Linked DNA regions of Homo sapiens: region 1 is linked to region 2. The links are chromatin loops, found by intact Hi-C in ENCODE. Cell type or tissue: PC-9. All regions are shown on one strand. Links, peaks and the distances in the headings refer to the core of each region. The heading gives the core; the rest is flanking DNA. Region 1 overlaps CAMKMT (calmodulin-lysine N-methyltransferase). Region 2 overlaps CAMKMT (calmodulin-lysine N-methyltransferase).

The links. Hi-C counts contacts between places; a loop is a spot of excess contacts. Peaks named below come from ENCODE experiments on the same cell type or tissue, not always from the same donor. Only the 100,000 strongest peaks of a DNase experiment are listed, where the experiment ranks them.
Region 1: it touches region 2 in a loop (4-fold over the local background); 1 of 110 quality-filtered maps calls a loop at or near these places.

The regions. Positions count from the first base shown.
Region 1 is chr2:44,597,385-44,601,785 of GRCh38, reverse strand. All of the region lies in intron 3 of CAMKMT (calmodulin-lysine N-methyltransferase), which reads right to left. Among named protein-coding and RNA genes, the nearest start is that of CAMKMT, 240 kb to the right of the region's middle. In PC-9, for the core only: no CTCF peak of the experiment used is centred there; DNase peaks (open chromatin) are centred at 2,435, 2,855 and 3,235; H3K4me3 peaks cover 1,071 bases; H3K27ac peaks cover 1,982 bases.
Region 2 is chr2:44,547,089-44,551,489 of GRCh38, reverse strand. All of the region lies in intron 3 of CAMKMT (calmodulin-lysine N-methyltransferase), which reads right to left. Among named protein-coding and RNA genes, the nearest start is that of CAMKMT, 190 kb to the right of the region's middle. In PC-9, for the core only: no CTCF peak of the experiment used is centred there; DNase peaks (open chromatin) are centred at 759 and 2,169; H3K4me3 peaks cover 1,004 bases; H3K27ac peaks cover 3,125 bases.

The sequences.
Region 1 (4,401 bases), core at 319-4,318, 50 kb before region 2:
AGAGGAAATGTTTAATATTAAGTTTAAATCTTCTGGTTTTAAAAATAACTTAAAAAAACAAAGGTATTCAATGTCTTAGAGCAAGAAAAAAATAAAATAATGAATGGAATTTAGAGAATAGTAAGAAAGAGTTTATTTACCTATATGGAATTATTTGATAACAAAAGTCACTACATGTGAGAACAGAGGCTATAGCTTTCCTCTTACCAGAAACATAGTATCTCCAAGAAAATAAATTATACTAGCGACCTCTTTAGGTTTCTTCCAATTTTATGATTTTTTAAAATTTTGTTATTTATTATTTATTTATTAATTATCATTATTTTTTTGAGACAGAGTTTCACTCTTGTTGCCCAGGCTGGAGTGCAATGGCGCAATCTTGGCTCACCGCAACCTCCGCCTCCAGGGTTCAAGCAATTCTCCTGCCTCAGCCTCCCGAGTAGCTGGAATTAGAGGCATGTACCACCATGCCTGGCTAATTTTGTATTTTTAGTAGAGATGGGGTTTCTCCATGTTGGTCAGGCTGGTCTCAAACTCCTCACCTCAGGTGATCTGCCCATCTTGGCCTCCCAAAGTGCTGGGATTACAGGCGTGAGCCACCATATGACTTTTTCTAAAAGAGTAATGGCATACCTTTATATATATTAAGTAAAACATCTGGCTATATTTTGGTACTTTTTAACTGATATTGGTTATATTATATGTATCAACTAAAAAGTATCAAAATATAGCTAGATGTTATACTTAATTTGGAGATGAATATTATTCCCTCCCTAAATTTAGGATATGACAGAAACCTGGTAATTAGAAGAAGAAAAGACAATATCAAAGAAGCCTCATTGTCTTGACACACTCTAATGTACAGTTATCAAAATTGTTAGCCACATCTTACATAAATTCCCGAGTCTACTCAACATTGTACTATAATTGTAGTAGTTTTAATCTCCATCTGATAGAAAAGAAAGGGAAAACATTTTCTAAAAGTCACCATAAAACTCTCTAAAGAAATTTTAAACATTAATTTTGATACCAAAAAACTATAGGAATAACAAACCAATTTCATCTAACAACCTAGGAACAGTTTGTGTGCACAGACACATATGCGTGTGTGTCTGTATCTGTATATGTTAACTGAACAACCTTGCCCAAGTTGAGGTACCTAAATATGAAAGTGCAAAACATTTACAGAGAAAAGGTTTCTGTCAAAAACTTGATCTTGGCCAGGCACCATGGCTTACATCTGTAATCCCAGTGCTTGGGAGGCTGAGGTCGAAGGATGGCTTGAGCCCAGGAGTTTGAAACCAGCCTTAGCAACATGGCAAAACCCTGTCTCTCTACCAAAAATACAAAAATTAGCTGGGTGTGCTGGTGTGCACCTGTAGTCCCAGCTACTCGGAAGGCTGAGGTGGGAGGATCACCTGAGCCCAGGAGTTTGAGGGTGTAGTGAGCTATGATGGTGCCACTGGACTCCAGACTGGGCAACAGAGCGACACTCTGTCACAAAAATCAAAAATAAAAAAAAAAATCTTGGTCTCATGATAGTGGTGGTATGTAATGGAATGGTGAAGCTGAGGAGAATCTCTTTTATCATCTGTTATTATGAGCAGAGTTTTAAACTCTGAATCTGAAAAAAAGATCAATATCTTTTCCCATTTCAATTCAATGATAAATGTAAATTTCAGAATACAGAAATAACTAACAGCCTTTCTAAGAAAATTATTCAACCAACATGGGTTTTTATGAAGTAAAGATAGGTTAGAATGAGAACATTGGAAAGTTTCCACAACTTTTATTCATAAACTGCAAAATAAAGTACTTTAAAATCATTAGTTATTCAAAGTCCATAGAGTACCAAATCGTTTTGAAGAAAAATTCATAAAAATTCCCACATTGGAATGAATTGCTTCCTAGTTTCTTAAAGCAAACAACAAGAGAAACATACACTTTTTTTTTTTTTTTAAACCTTGCCAAGGTGTCAACTCCACTGTTAACATAAAATCCTCTCAGAAATAGCCCAATCCAGGCTTGGTTATTAGACTAAACATGTTAGAACCCAGATTAGAAAATAATAGCTAAAAATGTTTGTGGAATCTAAGCCCTAAGTTCCCATTTCTGAGACTCTTAATGATTATGTTTGAGGTTCTTTTTTTAAAAAGCTGTGGTTTCTTTTATTTAAGAAAAATTTACATAGATTGATCTTTAAATTTAAAAAAATGCTTCTGACAAATTACTTTTCATTCTCACAGAAGATAATGGCCCTATCAAACAAAATAATAACAGGGCATGTATTAAATGGGCTCTAAAGGAAAACGATATTGATGTATCTACATTTTTTCCAGCTCATTCATTGAAAGGATTAGCTGTAACCAGTGCAGTAGCTATAAAATGTTGACAGAGGTTGGTTCCTAAGAACTGCCAGATGGTCAGAAGAAAATATTGTACAATAGTGTTACTGGAGCCCTTCAGGCAAAGACAGATATAATCTAGTTTTGAAAGCTGCCAGGTATTATGAAGTGTCACTTTCTATTTATAAATAAACTATGAGTTATGGTCACAGTATTTGAGAAATGGAAAACAGAAATTTCTAACAAAGTTCTAAGGCTTCTCATACCTAGGCAATTCACATTAGGTTTAAATGTTTTTCCCATTCCATCTTACATGTTAAAGCTAATTGTTTAATAAATAATGATCAGGAACTTACATGTGTCAACATCCACAGAAAATATAGGATTTTACTCTCTACCTTGCTAAAAGATTTATAATTGGTCAAAGTTTTAAAGACATACGAAATAGGTGAGCCCTGCACAGACAAAAATGCTATGCTTTTCTTAGGTAATTACAGCTTTTTACCGACACGTGTGATTACTCAATCTAATCATGCAATTCCAGTTAGCAACTTGTAAATATGAGGTTTGGTATATGTACTGAACACCTGTGATGGTATATAGCCTTTTTGAACTTCACATTGTGAAACCATGACTTTATTTATTCCTTCTTTTCATTTTCTTATATCGCCTCACAACCACCTCCCCACCCAGAGCCTTTAACAAGTAAGTTGCTAAGACAAGACCCAAAGGACTTCTGATTTTAAAGGTCCTAAGCTTGCTGCAAATTAGGTTCTTCTGAGCTAAGATTTCATTATAGTATATAAGTTTCTCCTTTAATCATTGTATTTCTACTTTGTGCTAACATTCTAAGTAGGTTTCATAGACTAAAAGTGCTGTATGATTAAGTCATACTTGTCAGGCTGTTCATTAGTGACTCATTGAAGAGGACAATGCTAATTCCAGCAGGAAGTAATGGAAAGTAAAAAAAATGCACAGTGTATATATCTTAATGTTGAATAAAGCCTTTCAACCAATTCCACGAGAAAACTGGAACTTCATTTCTTTTCTCCCATATTCCTTCATAATCTATTTTTGCATAACTTGGTTTTTGTGACTAAAATCTAAATTTTCATTAAAAATTAACAGAAGGAAGGCAGAGGTTCTTAGGATTCATAGAAAGAATTCAGGGGGTCCATGAACTTGCAAGGAAAAAATATTCTTATTTTTACTAAACTAACCAAATTTAGCATTTCCTTATATTACAAGTGTAGGCTATGAACAGTAATATTTTCATCTAACATTATAATTTTTGTCATTGTTTGTTTGGAAATGATATTTAGTAGCTCATTCTTAATGAAAAATTATAATCATTATTAGAGCTACAACTAGATCTTATTATTTTATGGCATTAATAAGGAAGCATAGGCTGGGTGCGGTGGCTCACACCTGTAATCCCAGCAATTTGGGAGGCCGAGGCAGGTGGATCAAAAGGTCAGGAGTTCGAGACCAGCCTGACCAACATGGTGAAACCCCGTCTCTACTAAAAACACAAAAATTAGCCCAGGGTGGTGGTGCATGCCTGTAATCCCAGCTACTCAGGAGGCTGAGGCAGGAGAATCGCTTGAACCAGGGAGGTGAAGGTTGCAGTGAGCTGAGATCGCACCACTGCACTCCAGCCCAGGTGAAGAGCAAGACTCCATCTCAAAACAGACAAACAAACAAACAAACAAAAAATAATAAGGAAGCATATATGTTACTATACCACAATTGTATTTTAAACATATTTTGATAACTGTATTTCAATGTAATTGCTTTTTGGATTTTATTTAACACACTTGTAACATTATTTTGAGAAGGGATCCATAAGCAGAATCACAAGATACCAAAGGGGCTCATGACACAGCAAGGGTTAAGAACCTCTGAGCTAAAGGGATTATAATATGCATACTTACACACCATCTACCACATTTTCACTGGAATGTAAATTAGGATTGACAAAGAGTTCAGAATGTGACATGCTCCCTGTGTAAGTTGGTATATCACTGGCTGATGTTATTATTAATTGTGGATTCAC
Region 2 (4,401 bases), core at 306-4,305:
AAGGCAAATTTGACATCTTTCTTTCTTATGCATAAAACTCCAGGGAGTTTCAAGGCCCAGTGGTAATGGCCTATGGAACACAAAGGGCAACACGCACAATTCCCTTTAGAACTTCCAATCCTTCCAATCTTATGCATAAGCCATCTGCTTAGAGTCACCTGAACAGTGAGAATTTAGAGTCTTCATGCTCAGGTTTCTGGAGTAAATTTATAAATACAATTAATGTGACATAGAAGGCATGCCCACGCACTGCATGACACTGTGTAAAGCCCCGTATCCAGTTCTTTGTCTCAGCAATCTGAGAGAATAAAGATCTTGCAGATGTGGGTTTCTGCCCCATTAAACAGGACTACATAATCTTGTGACTACATTACTGCCACGTACTCTACCCTGAACCCTAGAACACCACCTGGAATTATGTGGCTAGGTAGAATAGATGAGACTTTTTACAATAAAACACTGAAGAAAACAATTTTAAAAACATCTGGTTTCCAGGTCTTGCAAGTTGTCATATATTGTGTACAGAAGTTTAGGTAGATGGACATTCATGAATGAGTTGTTTAAAACTTTAGTCTCAAGCCCCATTCTCGGCAGTCTCTATGAAGATATACAGAGAATATACAGAACACCCACAGTTCCTTTGATAACTTGCAACAGTTCTCACTTTAAGTATTAAATGCCTCCTCAATCAATGTATGATACAATGTATCACTGGTTTAATCATTACAAAACAACTTGTAAAGAGGAAGTGACAGAATTTGACTCATCCAGTCACTGCAAGCTTTTAGAGTATGCCTTTGGTTCAGAAAAGAGTGGATAGATGGTCAATAGATCTTGGTAACTGACTTCTCTCACACCACATGGAATAGAAAAAAGATAGACGGAGCCTATAAATTCCTTGGGTTCAGTGTCTCCCTAAGAGCTCAGCTTAGTGATAACTTTATAGTAGACATTTAATTCTATACTAGTAGAAATTAAATTGATTTAATTCCTTTACTATTCATCTTCATATAAGAAATGTTACATATATGCATTTTATATGTAAATGTGATCTTACATGACTGTCAGTCTTTTTTCTTTCTTTTTTTTTTTCTTTTTTTGAGACAGAGTCTCACTCTGTCACCCAGGCTGGAGTGCAGTGGCACTACCATAGGTCACTGAATCCTCAACCTCTCAGGCTTAAGCCTCAGCCTCTAGAGTAGCTGGGACTACAGTCATGTGTCACCAGACCTGCCTAATTTTTTTAATGATTTGTAGAAACGGGGTCTCCCTATGTTGCCCTGGTTGGTCTCAAACTCCTGGGCTCAAGCAATCCACCCACCTCAGCCTCCCAGAGTGATGGGATTATAAATGTGAATCACCACGCCCAGTGGCTGTCAGTCTTAAAAACATATATGCTGATGTTCTTTGTGCTGGTATTGGCTCTTTATCAAGGTATTTTTGTGAATATGACTACACACACATTCCTTTTCTCCACATTTCCCTTCCCGATTCCCTGCCCACATTTTAATATGACTTTCAATTCAGGCAGGTCAGAATGAATCTATCCTATTTCAAAAATCCTAGAACTCTACACTGAATGACGGAAGGATGGATAAAGACACTCTTCACATAACACCAAGACTTTTAACACAATGAAGCTGGGTCTGGGACAAAAATGTATGGCCACAGTTGAAGAAGCCCCCTATGTCTTTGTTCTAGGATGTAAGTCTAAGAGGGAGTGGAGTTTACAGACATCATGTAGGACATAGGCTTACTTACTGAAGTCTGAGACTTTGGGGATCCTTAATCCTTAAGCCAATAAATAAGCAAGAGTATCATAATCTTCTGCCACGAAGTGTTTCTTAAATATATGAGCAGTTCAGGAGTTTGAGGCTGCACTGAGTTATGATCACCACTGCACTCCAGCCTGGGCAACAGAGTGAGACCCTGTGTCTAAGAAAAAAAGAAAAAAAATTATATATACATTTTAGGTTGGTGCAAAAGTAATTGTGGTTTTCAGTTCAAGACATTGTGGCAAGTGACTGGACAGGAAAAACTGAGTCTTCCTGCTGTGTGAGAGAGGTTCTTCTCTTCCCTTGGGGTGAATTATGTTTGTCACTCTGTACATTTTCAGGTCTTTTTTTTTAGGATTATAAAACTATAATCATAGTAATCTGGCAGAGAATTCCCATAGGGGTTGGGAAGGAGGATGCTTGAGTGATTAGTCACCAAAGAGAGCCCAAAGAAGTGGACAGAGCTGGTAAACTGGTGAGAGAGCCTCAGGCATTCACCAGATTCAGAAGATTGCAATCATCTCTTTTGGCAAATGAATATAGAACATTTTTCTCCAACAGAAAGAAGAGCTTAGCCGATGTACCAGAAAGAGACATAAGATTTGAAAACAGAAAAAGGGGATCATGTTTCCATCTGATCTCGGAGGAAACAAATGTGGAACAGGCAAGATGTAAACAAGATGTATTAGTTTTTTATCGGTGCATAACAAATCACCAGAAATTTAGCAGCTTAAACCATCACTCATTTATCAGTTCACAACTCTTTAGGTCAGAAGTCTGGTATGGCATGGTTGAGTTTTCTGCTCAGGGAATCACAAGGCTGAAATAACAGTGGCAACCAGATTGAGTTCTCATCTGGAGGCTCTAAAAAAGTTCTGCTTCCAACCTCATTCTTCCTGGCAAAATTCAGCTCCTTGTAGCTGTAGAATTGAGGTCCCCATTTCCTCTCTGGCTGGCAAACAAGGGCCACTCTCAGCTAAAAAAATTCCTTGCTACGTAGCTGCCTCCATCTTCAAGCCAGCAAATCCTTCTCCTGCTTCGTCTCTGACTTCCCGTCTCTGACCTCTAGACCCAGATTTAAAGGGGTTATGTCATTAGGTCAGATCCACTCAGATAATGTCACTGCTTTATGGTCAACTGATTTGGGACCTTAACTACATCTGCAAAATCCTTCCACAGCAGTATCTAGATAACGTATGGCTAAATACCTGGGAGAGGGTGTGTGTACAGCAGGGCCGGGAATCTTGGGGGCCATTTTAGAATTCTGCCTACCACAGGAGACACCTGTTATCAGGGCTTGTGGTTTCATGTGAGACCATGGCTTTCTAGCTTAGAAAGATAAAGAACCAGTACAAACCAAAGCACTTAGAGATAAGTGGGTCTTAGACAATGCCAGAGCTTTTAAGGCTCTGGATTCACAGAGAAACACAGAAGGCGTATGTCTTTGTCTAATGTTCATCCTATGATACCCAACAGAGTCAGGAATGAGGCAGGAGGGGACTTCGAGCTGGTTGTTCCCATAAATTTTGCCAGCACATAGAAAGCACATAGTAGGATGCTAAGTAAATACTTGTTGAATAAAAGAACTAAGCCCATTTGAAGGCAAGCATTAATTAACATTAGAATCACAAATCTGAACTCAGCATATTCTGTGCTTTTTTCTTTCTTCTGTCTCCCTAAATCTGCAGGAAGATGTCCAGGGCCAAGTTTTTCCCCACTCTCTACCAGGATATTTAGAGTGATCAGTGTGCCTCTGATGGGCAAGCAGCCAATGAGAGACAGTACTGCAGGAGGGACACTCAAGGACAGCTGTCTTGATGATCCCTTTCCACTGCAGCTTCAGCTCAAAACTTGCCCTCCCTTTTGCATTATAATTAACCAAATTTAGGCCGTTAGAGATAAGGAAAGAGAGAAGTAATGTTATTTGAACTTCTCCTATGTGTCAGATATATTACATAAGCTCGTATTTAATTCTCATAGTAACCCTATGAAATGGGTATTATTTCAAATGAGGAAATGATAGTACAGAGATGGCATTTGAACCTGGGTATTCCAGACCCCAAGACCTAAACATTGTACTAATCTTGTTCCATGCATTGCTAACTTTTACACCTGTGATGATTTTTTTCACTGCCTTTTAAGTTTAGGGTCATCTTTCACCTATCATATCTTTCTTGTTTTTTAGAGATGAGGTCTTACTATGTTGCCCAGGCTGGAGTGCAGTGACTATTCACAGACATGATCATGGTGCACTACAGCCTCAAGTTCCCGGTCTCAGGTGATCCTCCTGCCTCGGCCTTCGGAGTAGCCCCACAGGCATGCACCACCACGTCAGCATCATCTAACATTTTTTAGAGCCACTCTTCTTACTTGAACCCTGAATTCCCAGCTTGACCAATCCCTGCTGAGGTACTGTCTTTCCAACTATCAGCATAGAACAGTTTTTACTTTTACTTCTGCTGAGCTTATTTCCAAGTGACTGCTAGAGGACCCAATAAGACTACTGATATTGTTCAACTAGGTTTGTGTACCTGGAAAATGTCCTCTGAATCCTAGCACATTAACATTTTCTTTGAGGATACAGAAAATAACAATAACAAAAAACCTAAGCTTGATATTTTTCTGC